Regions from separate parts of the Mus musculus genome. Here region 2 is linked to region 1. Evidence: chromatin loops called from intact Hi-C (ENCODE). Cell type or tissue: gastrocnemius. All regions are shown on one strand. Links, peaks and the distances in the headings refer to the core of each region. The heading gives the core; the rest is flanking DNA.

The links. Hi-C counts contacts between places; a loop is a spot of excess contacts. Peaks named below come from ENCODE experiments on the same cell type or tissue, not always from the same donor. Only the 100,000 strongest peaks of a DNase experiment are listed, where the experiment ranks them.
Region 2: a loop joins it to region 1, with 5 times the contacts of the local background. A loop is called at or near these places in 28 of 42 quality-filtered maps.

What each region holds. Positions count from the first base shown.
Region 1 is chr11:20,449,319-20,457,098 of GRCm38, forward strand. It overlaps Gm39606 (a long non-coding RNA gene), which reads left to right and starts at 3,758. Exons shown (of 2, transcript XR_872284.2): 1 at 3,758-3,836; 2 at 3,999-6,717. In gastrocnemius, for the core only: no CTCF peak of the experiment used is centred there; DNase peaks (open chromatin) are centred at 4,149, 4,675, 5,862 and 6,387; H3K4me3 peaks cover 609 bases; H3K27ac peaks cover 439 bases.
Region 2 is chr11:20,687,504-20,694,239 of GRCm38, forward strand. It overlaps Aftph (aftiphilin), which reads right to left. Exons shown (of 10, transcript NM_001290545.1): 9 at 4,962-5,085. Among named protein-coding and RNA genes, the nearest start is that of Gm46272, 50 kb to the right of the region's middle. In gastrocnemius, for the core only: a CTCF peak has its summit at 3,714 (motif pointing left); a DNase peak (open chromatin) is centred at 3,730.

The DNA of each region.
Region 1 (7,780 bases), core at 1,394-6,393:
GCATCTTCACAGTCAGCAGGAGACAGGGTCATAGGCTTCCACATGGTTTCTGGTAACAGCACAGACCGTGTGAACATGGCCCCCCAGCTGCAATAGAACCTTGTATCTAGACATGGCCTCTGACAGCCACACTGACCATACAACATGCCGTGCCTCAGGTGGCAACTCAATCCACTCACATCAACATGGCCCCCAGTGGCAGCAAGCCCCACAACATCAACATGACTCCAGGAGGGCTGGCTCAGCTGGCTCTTTAGGGTCTCATTGCATAGCTCTGGCTGTCCTGAGACTCACTGTGTAGACCAGGCTGGCCTTAAATACACAGAGAGACATCTGCTTCTGCTTTCTGAGTCCTGTGGCTAAGGCCTGCACCACCGCACATAGCTAGGTGGATATTTTATGCCGCTGGGTTAATTCTGGTTAAGCCTGGGAACACCTTTTCTCCCAAAAACTGCCACCACCGGTGGTCGATTAGCAAGTGACTCTGGAGCCCTGCCACATCAGCCTCACCTCCCTTGTCTGTCAGTCAGAGCCCTCCTCTTGGAATGTAAATCTACACCCTGCAGCAGTGGTTCTCCACCTTCCTTCCCTATGCCATGACACTTTAATACAGTTCTTCGTGCTGTGGTGTCCCCCAACCATAAAATTATTTTCATTTGCTATCTCACAACTCTGATTTTGCTACTGTTATGAATTGTAATATAAATATCTGACAGACAGGATATCGGGCATACAACCCTCAAAGGGGTCACGACCCACAGGTTGAGAACCACTGCTCTTGGGTTTTCAAGTTCCTTTTCCCAGAATTGTGCACTTCAAGACCCCACTTGCTTTCTCAAGCTCACCCTGAGTACTGACTTGCCATTAAACACATGCACCCACTCTCTTCCATCCCCCTGCTTTTTTTCCTCTGTACTTTTAACACAGCCATGGACTGATGCACACTTACCTTTCAGAGGAGTGTAGCTACTGATGAAACAGGTGAAAAACCGAAGCAGGTGAGGGACTCAACCTTCTTCACCCGGCTCTGCTTCCATCTTCTCCCTTACTGGTCCAGGATGCCTTTCTACTGCCATAACAGAAGAACCCCTTTCCCCCTGTGCTACAAGCTCTGGCCCACCTGGCTCCCAGATTTCTCTCATAGGTCTTCTGGATCCTGGCTTGGGGAAGAGCCCCGAGGCCCTAGGGTATGCTCATCATCCCCCGGTCACTGTGGCATACTTCTGTCTCTGCTCACTCTGAAGGGCACATATGTGGGTGTATGTAAACTTGTTCTGTGAGATGCTCAACATATCCTAATGGCGTCCAGGCACACCCAGTCACACCCTGTTCCTTTTCATCTGTGCTTGGTGCCACCATTTTCTGTGGGGCTAGAGAGCCTTGGGATGTGGGGCGGGGGGGGGGGGGGGGAGTGGCAGAGGAGGGTGTTGCAGCCCACCGGAGCAAGAGTGGAGTTGAGGTATGTTCACACCACAGAAATCTCATCTTGAAATTGGCAGGCATAGGATTGCTCCCCTCCTGCCCTGGACCCGTGTGTCCCAGTGCACATATTCCTGCACCCCTACCTTTGTTCCTCGGAGGAGGTCACATAGCATGCAGCCAAGTTAAACTCCCTCTCCCCTTATAAGGTCATGTCCAGCAGTACCTGAAATTCCTCCTTATGTAAATGAGGCATCCCCAGGATACTGGCTAATTGGGAATGTGGGACCTTTGAAACCTAAAGATCCACCAGAGTAGCTGGGCGGTGGTGGAGCACGCCTTTAATCCCAGCACTTGGGAGGCAGAGGCAGGCAGATTTCTGAGTTCAAGGCCAACCTGGTTTACAAAGTAAGTTCCAGGACAGCCAGGGGTATACAGAGAAACCCTGTCTCGAAAAAACAAAACAGAACAAAACAAAACAAAACAAAACAAAACAAAAATCCTGTACATTCACCCTGAAAGCCCCTATCCACCCTCAGAAGTGTAATAGCCCTGGTTTCCCCCACTTAAAGAGCTGGTTCACAGAAGCTGTGAGAGTCTGGAGAGTCTGTTCTCACCATGCTCTCTGCGACCTGATGTCTCTTTCAATCCAGTCAACCTGCCTCCGTCACCTTTCAGGATCTACTGTGTGATGGTTTGAATACACTTGGCCCAGGGAGTGGCACTATTTGGAGGTGTGGCCATGTTGGAGGAAGTGTGTCACCATGTGTATGGGCCTTAAGACCCTCATCCTAGCTACCTGGAAGCCAGTCTTCTCCTGTTTGCCTTTAGAATAAGTTGTAGAACTCTCTCTCAGTTCCTCCTACAGCATGCCCGCCTGGTCGCTGCTATGTTCCTGCCTTGATGATAATGGACTGAACCTCTAAACCTGTAAACCACCCCCAATTAAATGTTGTCCTTATAAGAGTTGCCTTGGTCATGGTGTCTGTTCACAGCAGTAAAACCCTAATGCACTGGTTGCAATCGCAGGTTATTACAACACTCCGAGATGCGTGGGGAAGCAGAGGCAGGATGGCAATTCTCTGTGATCTGAACTCCCTAGGAAGCCATCATTAGAACCTGGGGTTCACTGTCAACCCTGAATAGCTGAGGGCTGGGAGAGAGCATGGAAATGCTGGGGTGCCTCCTGATGAGGCGCCCCAGCCTTCCTCCACTTTCTAGTGACTAATGTTGGCAAAGAGGATCGCCCCTCCTCCCAGTTCCTAGGAATATCTTAACTTCAGCCACCATGAGTTGACTTGGCTTGAGAACAGAGCAGAACACTCTCACCCAAAGAAAAGAGAAACTGCCAGTTGAGGATCCCTTATCAAAAAGGCCAGGGACTTTCTAGTCCCTAATATTTGGATTTCAGAGTACTTCCGATTCTCGAGTGTTTGTATAGACTTCACCAGTTGACCTAAAATGCTCCAAAATTCAAACTTTTCCCCAACAGTTTTAACTACTCTGAGACAGGAGGATCACTTGAGCTCAGGAGTTCAAGGCCAGCCTTGGCAGCAGAGCAAAAACAAAATCTCTTTCATAAGTTTCAGAATTGAGAGCATCTTGAAATTTTAATCTGTTCAGCATTTGTTAACATGAACCCCAAGTCACTAAAGATTTTATTGAGGGGCTGGTGAGATGGCTCAGTGGGTAAGAGCACCCGACTGCTCTTCCGAAGGTTCAGAGTTCAAATCCCAGCAACCACATGGTGGCTCACAACCATCCGTAAGGAGATCTGACACCCTCTTCTGGAGTGTCTGAAGACAGCTACAGTGTACTTACATATAATAAATAAATCTTTTTTAAAAAAAAGATTTTATTGAGCCCTGGGGTGGGGGTGGGGGTGGGGGTGTTCTTACTGTGATAAAACTCCATGGCCAAAAGCAACATGAGGAGGAAAGGGTTTAGTTCACCTTACGGCGAATCCATCACCAAGGGAAGCCAAGCAGGAACCTGAAGCAGAAACTGGAACAGAAGCCATGGAGAAATGTTCCTTACCCACTTGCTCTCCATGGCTTGCTCAGCCTGCTGTCTTATACCAACCACGCAGGGCTATTTATCCAGGGGTGGAAGCACAATGGGCTGGGCCTTCCCCATCAATCACTAATTAAGAAAATGCACTGTAGACCTGCCTACAAGCCAATCTGATGGAGGCATGTTCTCAATGAGAGTTCCTCTTCCCGAATGACTCTAGCTTGTGTCAAGCTGACATAAGACTAGCCAGCACAGATACCTCCATGCCAAGCTCTGGGTTAAATATTAGAGCTAGTAGGTTTAAAATTAAACCAGGGTGCAGGCCCAGGAAGTGGAGTCTGGGTAGACATTAAAGTCTCAGAAGTGCCTAAGTCTTCCCCACAAAGGACAGAGGGAACTGAGAGGTGAGTGTCTGTGAAAGGACCCTGTGAGTGACATACATGGGGATGGGGGAGGGGGGTTTCCTCCACAGCGATGTCCCGGGGTATGAGTTCTGATGCCCTTCTAAACACAGGCTAATGGGGCTTGTGTTCTGCATGTGGCTCCGTGGCCACTCCTATTTACAGACAAAAACCAGAAGCCGAGAAGCCACCTCTCATGCCCAGACGCCACAGGAAGAAGAGCCAGCAGCTCTCCTCAGGCCTGTCTGACTTCAGTCACAGAGAGCCTGTGACAGCAAACTGGTCCCAGTTCCAGACAAGCAGGCTTCCACGAGGGACCAGGAAAGCACTGTCGAGGCCACTTCCCTGGTGCCTCCACTAGTCATATAAATGCCAACGGGCACCAGGGCTGTAGGCAATGGGGTCTGCCAGTGCTGGCAGCAATGGCTGTGTTGGTGGCCTCAAGTCACAGGAGGGAGCCAGCCACCATTTTGTGAGCATAAGGCTGAACTGGACACTAAATGGCTGCAGTCCTCCTGTCCTTTTGGTGTGAACCTTAGCCTTTAATGGCTGAACCATCTCTTTAGACTGCAGCTGCTGTCTTCCATAGCTCCTTTGTAGCAGGAGTTGAAGTGTCTTTGCTCAATCCCATGTCTGACTTGGCCTTGTGACTTAACCTCCCTGAATATGTAAGCATGTCTCAGTTCCAAGCCCGGGGTTCAAGAAGTCTTGTAGCTAGCTTTTGCACTTACATCTTTGGCAATGGAAAGAAGCCTGAGAGAGACCCAGGCTGTTGAATGGGGCACATGTGATCCAGTCACGGTTTCACCTTAGGTGACAGCCAAGCACCAGCCGTGTCCTGCCAGTTCACCACGTGACACATCAGCAAGCTGTAGCAGAGGCAGGCTGGAAGGCTCACCAGCTGGCCCGCAGACTCTGGAGCAAATAAATGTTTATTGTTTGAAGCTACAGTTTAAGCCAAGGGGCGGTGGCCTGATTGTGTGGCAATACAAAACTGATACAGCAGGAAAGCACACGAAAGAGAAGGAAGGTGTGAAGTTGGAGGTATTCCCACCAGGCATAAATGGAATAAAGAGGGACTCAGAGGGAAGGCAAGGAGAGCCTGCCTGAGTTCAGTGTGGAGTGGCCAGAGAAGAGAAATTCCAGATAGAGAGGAGGCTGAGAGCAATGAGCACCTGTTAACAGGGGAAGAGGGGCCTCAGCTAGCGGGGTGGCTGCATCCTGCCAGACTGAAGTACAAAAAAGAACTGAGAGAGCCCCCTACGGATCCCCTGGGGTCCTGAGTGCCATAGGAGAGGTCCAGACATGCCAGTGGGCAACTGCAGGCTCTGGACTGGGATGGGCATGTTAATAGTCTACATTTTAGTGACTGCGCGTGAGAAAGGCAGAGAAATGTGTAGGGGCCACAAGGGACAAGCACACTCAAAACCAGCAAGAAAATAGAAGGTGGCCAGAAGGTGGGGACCTTTAAATTGCACTGGTATTGTAAGTACAACGATGGTTAAACATGACTGTTAAATGTCACCATCCCAGAGCACAAGCATGGAGTCCAGGCTACTCCAGAGGATGCGGACGAAGGATTGCTTGAGAACACGATTTCAAGACCCCTAGGCAACATAGCAAGACTACCTGCATTTAAAAATAAACAAACAAACAAACAAACAAACAAACAAATAAATAACATCAAACTGTAGGTAACGGGTGGCACTGTGTCGGGAAGATTTCAGGGATTCATTGAAAATGGAAGGAGGAGCCCTGAAGGATGGCCCAACACTTAGGAGGCAGAAGCAGGTAGATCTCTGAGTTTGGGGCCATTTGGTGTTCTAGGACAGCCAGAGCTAAACACAGAAAGCCTGTCTTTATGAAGACCCCTTTCCTTTGTCCTTGGCGTTTCTCAGAACTTACTGGACACTTTCACTCCCTTCCCCAAGCTGTTGCAGTTTCTCCAAAAGCTTCAGGTTCCCCTGGCTCTGGCGCACAGCTCTCAGGCGTGCAGGGATTGCAAGGCCACGCTCTGCCTCCAGAGGGCGCTGCGCCGCCGCCTGGGGGAGCGACTGACCAGGGATATTGCAAGTGTGTTTGTATGTGTTCTTTAAATACGGCGCCTGCATCCCGGGCCCCTTCCCGATTACGTTTCTTATCCTGCTCGCATCTGTCTAGTGGAGAATTTAGCCGAGCCTGAGATGAGGCTAACTTCAGCGCAGGTGGGACGAGCAGGGTTTATGCAACAATGCAGAGCGGTTCCAGAACGCCCCCGGCTAGGGTGTCCCAGACCGAGTAGTACCAACAACCATAGGGAGGACCCTGTGGGGATCGCGACCCCAGAGCCTCACGGCTCGAAAGTCATAGAGACCTCAAGACCCAATGGCCTCTGGAAGCTCTCTGGAGATACCTTGGGAGTTTCCAATTGATAACTTGTTTCAGTTCTTAAAATAAAAACAAAGCCGGGCGTGGTGACGCTTGCCTTTAAACTCCGGAGGCAGAAGCAGGTAGATCGCGGAGTTTCAGGCCAGCCTGGTCTACGCAGCGAATTCCAACACAGCCAGGGCTACACAGAGAACCCCTGTCTCAGGTGCTCAGGCATGGGGACTGGAGGTTGGGGGTACGACCCCAAACCTAAGTAGCCCAGGGAGATGTCTCAGTCACTATTCCCCAGCAGGAAGCTGCGACACTTGGAGCCTTTGGGATTGGCAGAGTTAAAATCATATAACCCAGGATGCCGTGGACTCTTTTTTTTTTTTTCCAACCCCGACGACGATGGAATTTGGAATTGGGTAGAGGGGGCTGGGAAGGCAAGAAGCTGTGATCGGGATGCATCCTTAGGGTGGGGGTCTGGAGAAGTCGGTGTTCGGTCACTGGGTGAATAATAAAAGATGCAGCCCTGCCTGTGAGCAGTTTGTGTGATGTGTTCCGGAAAGATCTAAGTGTGGCAGAGGGTGAGAGCTGAGAGTTAGCAGGCTAACCCGTGTGTAAGAGTGCCTTCTGCGCGTTCAGCAATCCCTTAATTACCTAGGGAGACCTTCCGAAACAGGAACTCAATATTGGTCCCTAAAAGGTTGGGTAATGGGTTTTCCTTACTTCTGAAATCCAAGGGGATCAATCACTGATTCCCCATGGTTCCCAGACTCTTCTGGATGTCTTTGTCTTCTAAAAATCCTAGGCTCCCACGAGAAAGCACTTAGTTAAGGATGCAGAGATGCTGTGTACCCCTCAACCTATTAATCATCCTGAAACCTTTGCTAGGAATTTCCTGCTCCTTGATCCGACCTCCTCAGCAGCGCGGCTAACTCAGACCTGGGGAGGAATGCTTAGAATTGCTCTCGCCTGTCCATCTTCTATTTACCCCGCCCAGTCTTCTGTTCACAGCCAACCCCTGGGAAGCAGGGAACTCTCTGGCTTCCCTCTCCGGTCCTGCAGTAGCCATCCTGAGATGGCACCATCTTCACAAATTGGGTTTCTGTGTTCCTTCTCCAGTGAGTGCTTATATCAAATTCAGTGCGTGCTCAGAGTGCACCAGGCCGTCTGATTGCAGCCGGCCAACACCCACCTTTTTTATCGGATGGAGCTCAGAACCTCATACAGGCTAGGAAGGCACTCTACCAGTGTGCTACAGTCCAAGCCTAGTATTTAAAAAACGTTTGTGTATGTCAGCAGTTCTCAACCTGTGTGCCGTGACCTCTTTAAGGGTCGAATATCAGATACCCCACATATCAGAAATTTACGTTACAGTTCATAACAGCAGCAAACTTAGAGTTATTGTATGGTTGGGGGTCACCACAACATGAGGGACTGTATTAAAGGTTGAAGCACGGGGGAGATTGAGAACCACTGGTGTGTGTACATATATATTTAAATGTGTGGGTATGTGGTGTCTGTGTGTTCGTGTGGGTACACATGCATGTGTGTAAGTACCTGAGGAGACCAGATCAGTGTCCTCCTCCATCACT
Region 2 (6,736 bases), core at 885-5,884, 240 kb after region 1:
AGGTTCCACCAGTGGCTTTCAGAGGCAATATGAAACTGAGTATAAAAGTTTACACAACTGTAAGTTTGTGCATGCATTTGTAGTTATTTATGTCAGATATCCTTATTAAAATACATAAAGCAGATGCTTGAGAATTTGAGAACAATTGTATCGCTCTCTATTGCTTTCTCGCCAAGATTTATCCTTTTTTGTTAATGGACTGCATACAAATGAAAGTCCAGAAAGAGTGGCCTATGATCAGTTCATGCGCATGTGTGCGCGCACACGCACGCACACGCATGCACACATACACACACACACACACACACACGAAAAGAAACATGACAAGACCTTTTAAAAAGGGGAAGAAACTTTTCAAAAAACCATCAGGACAACTGGCTAGCCCTAGGTAGGGCAGAGGAGGGGAAGCGGAATGTAGACTTCTCCCACCTTTCACTATATTAAAATTCATCTAAAATGTATTTAGAAGTGGGGAGGAGGTAGCACATGTCTTTAATCTCAGCACTTGGGAGGCAGAGGCAGGCAGGCAGGTTTCTGAGTTCAAGGATACTGGTTTACAGAGTGAATTCTAAGACACTCAGGGCTACGCAAAGAAACCTAGTTTCAAAAATCGAACCAAGCAGCCAATAAGAACCCAAGACAAACCCAAAATGCATTAAAAACCCACAGGTAAGAGTATAAACTATAAACTCTGAGGTGTAAGATCTTCCTAATTCTGAATTAGACAATCATTTCTTCAACCAAAGCACGAGTAACAACAACAACAACAAATTGGGTTTCATCAAAACTAAAGGCGTTTGAATGTCAACACAGGGTGTGAAAAGTGAAAAGACAACAGAGCAGCAAATCCTGACAAAGGTGTGGACTCCTGAAGGCAGCAGCATGGACTCTAATAAGCTCATCAGAAGAGCTCAACAATTTTGCTACTAGGGAAATACAAATTACAATGCTGAGATACAACTTCTCACCCACGGGAATAGCTACAACCTATTTGGAGGAGAGAATGTGGAGAAACTGGAAAGCTCATGTTACTGGTAGGAATACAAAACATTATGTCCCAGAGCTCTGGAGGTGAATGGCAAGATGATCAGGTGTTCAAAGCCAGGAGGCAACAGGAGATCCTGTCTCAACCAGACACACAGCCATGAAGCCCCTGAGTAGTGTGCACATCTGCAATGAACCTAGGAGAGTGAGGAGCGCTGAGATTGAGATGAGCCTGAGTATGATCCTCCCAGGGCCCCTCTGACCCCCAACTCCCTTCCCTGGGCCCACTTTGCCATGTTGTACCAGAGTTCAATCCCAGGGTCTGTGCATGCTAGGCAAATGCTACTGCTGTGCTAAAACCCCAGCCTGAGACCTTAACTCAGGACAGAAAACCCACACCCACACCTACAACTGCAATAGGCAAACGTGTACAGGGGATTTTTATGATAATAAACATTTTCTGGGGTAATTTAATGATGAGAGTTGCACAACTTTGTGAATCTACTAAAAACTAGTGGATTTACAACAGTGAGAAGGACAGGTTTCATTTTGTTAATTAAATCAATAAAATCCAAAACTGAAAGCCCCAAAGTATGTCTGTTAGCCACTAGTTCTTTAGCTTATATAAATGTCACTTAGTGGCCTCTCTGTAGCTACTAACCAGCCGGCCACACACTAATTTAAATTAGAAAATAACCTTTTTCCATGTTAGGTCAGTTGGGCAAGAAGATGGAAGGATTTCACACTAAGAACTTGGATTTCTCTAACAGCAAAGCAAGTGCTGGTGATGTAGGTCCATGGTGCAGTGCTGGCCTGGCATAGCTCGGGCGTTGCTTGTACTTTGATGCTAATTCCGCTTTCCCAGGAGGGACTGCAGATCAGGAGTGAATCAGCAGTGAACCTCGCACACAGGTGACTCCTGTGAACTTCTCCCCACCTTAACTTGTAAAATAAAGGCTATGGCTGGTGACTGGGCAGTGGAAGGGAAGCTGGAGTTGAAAAGTTTCGGGGAGAGAGAGGAGGGAGAGGAGGGAGAGGAAAGAAGATGGAGGAAGAAGAAGATGATTCAGATGCTGCGTGTCTTTCCATAGCCACAGCAGCTATGAATACCATGCACGGAAGGAAAGACTAACTGGGGTAACTTGTCTAATCTAGGGGGGCAGTTTGTATCATTATCAATTGGCTCTGAAATTATTGTGTGGGCATCTTGTCAATTGAGAATTTATTGATATATAAATCTGACTGTTCAATTATCAACTTCTAGAGTTTTGATTTACTGGGTTAGCTTTCCTTCTACAGGGCCCTGGGAACAATACCCCAGCACAGCCAGGAACAGTGGCACAAGCCTGTAGTCCTGGTGGCTACTGGGAAGGTTGAGGCAGGAGGATTGCTTAAGTTCAGGAATTCTGGGCCATAGTGTGGTATGCCAATTTGGTTTGTACAAAGTTTGATATCAGTTGGTAGGCACTCCAGAGTTGGGTACCAGGTTGTCTAAGGCTCCAGGCAGAAACAGAGCATGTCAAATACCTACCAGCAATAAACAGGAGAATAAATGAGAAGACTGTATCACGCTCCCTCACACACTCAAAGGCTCTGAGACAAGAGTGTGAGGGAGGGCCCTCAGAGGGCTTAGCCGCACAGAGGCTTGCCTCCAACAAGCCTGACAGCTTGAGTGTGCTCCCTAGGACCCACATGGTGGAAGAGAGCACAGACTCCCACAGGTTGTTTTCTGACTTTCCCCTGTGCATCAGTGCTCAAGCACAGAACCCATCACCCCTGACAAAAAATAAACACGATTTTAGAAATAGAAAAAAGAGAGAAGTATTCCACGTCAAATCTCCTCCCCTAACCCAACTATGGTTTCTTCGCTCTCAGAGACAGAGCTTTGCTTTCTGGCCTAGGCTGGTCTCAAGTGCTCCTCCTGCCTCAGCTTTGAGTGCTGAAATTACAGGCTTCATCAGTATATCCACTGCAACTACCGCTTTAACCCTTTTTTATCCGCTAGCTCTTCATTCCACTCTACCTTTGATGTACTGTCAAGAGCCAAGACAATTTTGTTAACTTTTACTTAAAAAGAAATAAATCCTACAGACCAATACACACTGAGAAAGCCTTTTGGAATCATACTGTGTGCCGCCCGCCTGTCTTCCCCATACAACTAAGAATTGCTCACACTGCTAGGGCTGGAGCTCTGCTGTAAACATCTGCCCAGCATGCACGAGGCTTTCGGTTTGATTGGGGGGGGGGGAGAGAAGAAATAAAAAAAAATAACAACTTCTGCTCTTACAAAACAGAAACAAAACCACCACCTCACACTCCTCTGGTGATAGTTTATAACTTTAAATTCTAATAGTAACATGTGGTTATCTTTCTCACTATTTTCAAACAAAACCTTCTTCCAAATGAACCCCAAAGTTTGTAGCTTTTTTTCAGCTTACTTCATTTTAAATGTTCAAATGGGTCTGAGAAAATAGCCCAGTAGTAGAGTCTAGAGTCTGCAAGGCTCTGGGTTTGTTGTCTAGTGTCCTAACAGCAGAAAGGTCACATAATTATCACAGAGACTCTCTTTGGCAGCTACAACTTCCCTCCTAGATGTGTGCTGCAATTTTATTCTTTTGTTTCAGAAGATGCAGTAGCAACACGTTGGGCAGTACAGTCTGTCTAGGAGCCTTAAAGAAATGAAGGCACAGGGCTAACAACGTGGAGTAGAGCGCCTCCTACTGGCACAACAGTTGAACTCTCATGACTGCAGGGAAAGGGAAGCAGCAGTGGGACTGGCTCAGAAAGTAACAGCATAACTCCCACAACCAGGGTGCCAGCAGACGGCCTGCAGTGTCAGGGCCCAATGCAGGTCAGTGACAGCAATGGAGTGCACCTGTGGACACAAGGACCTACATGCTCCAAATCTATTTCCTGGAATGGTTAAAGGCACCTACAGCCATCAAATGAGTAACGGCAGCAGTCTTTAAAAATTATTAGTGTCTGCAGAATGGACACCTGTAGGGAATGAAGTAAAAGACACAACAATTCTTTAAGTCATGGTGGCATGGTGGCACACACCCTTAATCCCATCACTTGGGAGACACAGGCAGTTGGTTCTAAGTCCAAGGCCAGCTTGGCCTATATAACAAGTTTCATGACAGCTAGGGTTGTGCACCAAGTCCTTGTCTCAAAAACAAACCAACAAACAAACCAAAGAGATTGCAATCATTCAAGTTTAAGTTAAAAAGAATAAAAAAAATAAGATTTTTTTTAATAAAAGAATTAACTCTAAATGGTGTCTGTTATTCAATAGGAAATTCTAAAATTCCCAAAGTGGGCAACTGACACATACACATCTGGAAGATACAGATGGGTGATGATGATTTGGGAAGCAGAGAAGACAGCTGACCAATCAGCTCCTGCCCTGGCACTAGTGATGTCCTCCTGTCTGAACCACCTTCTACTAGGAACTGGCTTACCTGTGTTTAATTTGTCAAAGCACGGGTTACTTAACTGTGTTAAAGCCTAAGTATAAGGTCCACAGGACATTCCTTGTCTCTGGCTCTGACAGCAGAAGATAAGACTGTCCCTTGAGAGGCTCCCTAAGTTTGGTAAAGAAGTTGATGATAGCTCAAGTTAGGTGCACATAGTGAAAGTTCTGAAAATTAAAATATCTTTACTCTGTCTTAGCTTCAAAGTGAACACAGAGGCTAATGTAACCCCAGGAGAATAAAACTGGTTCTGGAAAATGCTTTCCTCCATAATTATGAAAGGATAGGGATGTTCCCAGTGGCACCAGAATCATCTTCTATGAGGGTGGGGAGAAGAAAACGTCATCTGTCAGTCATTTCCAACAAAACTCATCATTAAACATCCATTTGACATTCTCTAGGCTTTACGATACAGCGTAGCACACAAGCGCTGCCTCTTGCATACTTTGCTTGTGGCCATTTAAACCAGGATACAAAGTTAGGGCTAAGTTCAGGTTCATTTACCTGGTTGACGTGCTTGTCTTTTCCACTGTAGACATGAGCTTCGCAAATGCATCAGTCACTCTGAGGCTTGAGGTGGAGGTCTCCAGCTTAGCAGTTGTTAACTCATACAACTCTGGATCCACACCTTACAGCACAGAATGACAGTGAGTGAGGGCAAGCTGCATGGGTCATAGCGAGCGAGCGAGCGACAAGATGTAACAGCAACACTCTATCCACATGTGAGTCTGCATAAGCACCGCTCACTGTCATTGTCAGAACAAGCGCTGCTCTTCTGAATGTGAGCAGTCATTACTAAGCACGCTACATGAGGGCACACATGCTACAAGTGCGTGGATACCACATTGCAGCTGGTTCTGACCGCCCACCCTTACAGGGTTCCTGGGGATTGAACTCAGGTTACCAACTTGGATAGCAGGCACCTTTACCCACTGAGCTCTCTGTGTTCATCTAATTTTATCTTGTTTATGTGTATCTGTCTGCATTTATGTATGTACATCGTATGCATGCCTCCTGCCTGAGGAGGCCAGAAGGGCTGTTGGAGTCCCTGGCACTGGAGTCACAGACAGTTGTGAGCCACCACGTAAGTGTTGGGAATCGAACCCAGGTCTTTTGCAAGAGAAGCTTGTGTTCTTAACCACCGAGCCAATTAGCTAGCCTCATGTTTTTCTTTATTAAATGGTAGGCTCTGAAGTATCTATAAAAGGAATACATAAAAATCCCATTTTGAAATACATGTTGCATGTAGCTGATGCCTTTCAAATACCTCAAGAATTTCTATTCTATCAGTCAGTTTTGTATTCATTTCTGACACATAGTGTTTATAAATAGGAGTGTGCTGATATTCTCAAAATTTTTTATCTTATTTTAAGACAAGGTCTTACTCTGTTGTACTTTGTTGTGCTTTGACTCATGACAATTCTCCTGCCTTAGCTTCCTGAGTGTTGAGTTACCACACCTGACCTCCAACATTCTCATTTTTAAAAAATGTTTATTTTTATGTGTATTGGTGTTTTGTCTGCATATCTATCTGTGTAAAGGTGTTTGGATCCCCTGGAATTGGAGTTGAGACTGTTAGGAGCTGCTGTGTGGGTGGCTGGGGATTGGTTCCAGGGCCTTTGGAGGAGTGGCCAGTGCTTTTAACTGCTTTCTCCAGCTCAATATCCTCAATTTTTAAACTGGCTAATGAACCTAATTTTGAACCTTGCTCTGATCTCATCAAAAAAATTTTTTTTTCTTTTAAGACTTGGGTATTTTTCTTCCCGTCAGAGACTTGGAGATTAATATAAAATTGCTAGTATAGAAAGTGATTTGGTAATTTGGTTATCTTAGACATGACTAAAAAGATGCACAATTATTTAAAGCATCAATTTAATACTAAAAACGGATTGCATGCTCTTCAGGTAAGAGGTGGAGTGGCTAAGAGCACTACTTTGGGAGAAATGAGGACCCTTGTTCCCAGGACCTGTTACACATGTGTATCTGATGTAAGTCTGCTGGCCTGCAGCTACAGTAGTCAGCGAGAGGAACAGGGAGGAAGCTAAGGTGGGGCTATAGTTAAGCATCCCTTTACAAAAAAATGCTTAATAGCGTCTCCATTTTTTTTTTTCTTTCTTCTTTGAGACAGGCATTACAATACCACTCTGGCTGGTCTCCACCTACTGAGGTTCAGGTGATCCCCCTGCCTCAGCTGGGACTACAAGTGTGCATAGCTATACTTGGTTCAATTTTATTTTCTAAGAAAAGCCTACGAGATTAAGTGAAATGTATAATAAACT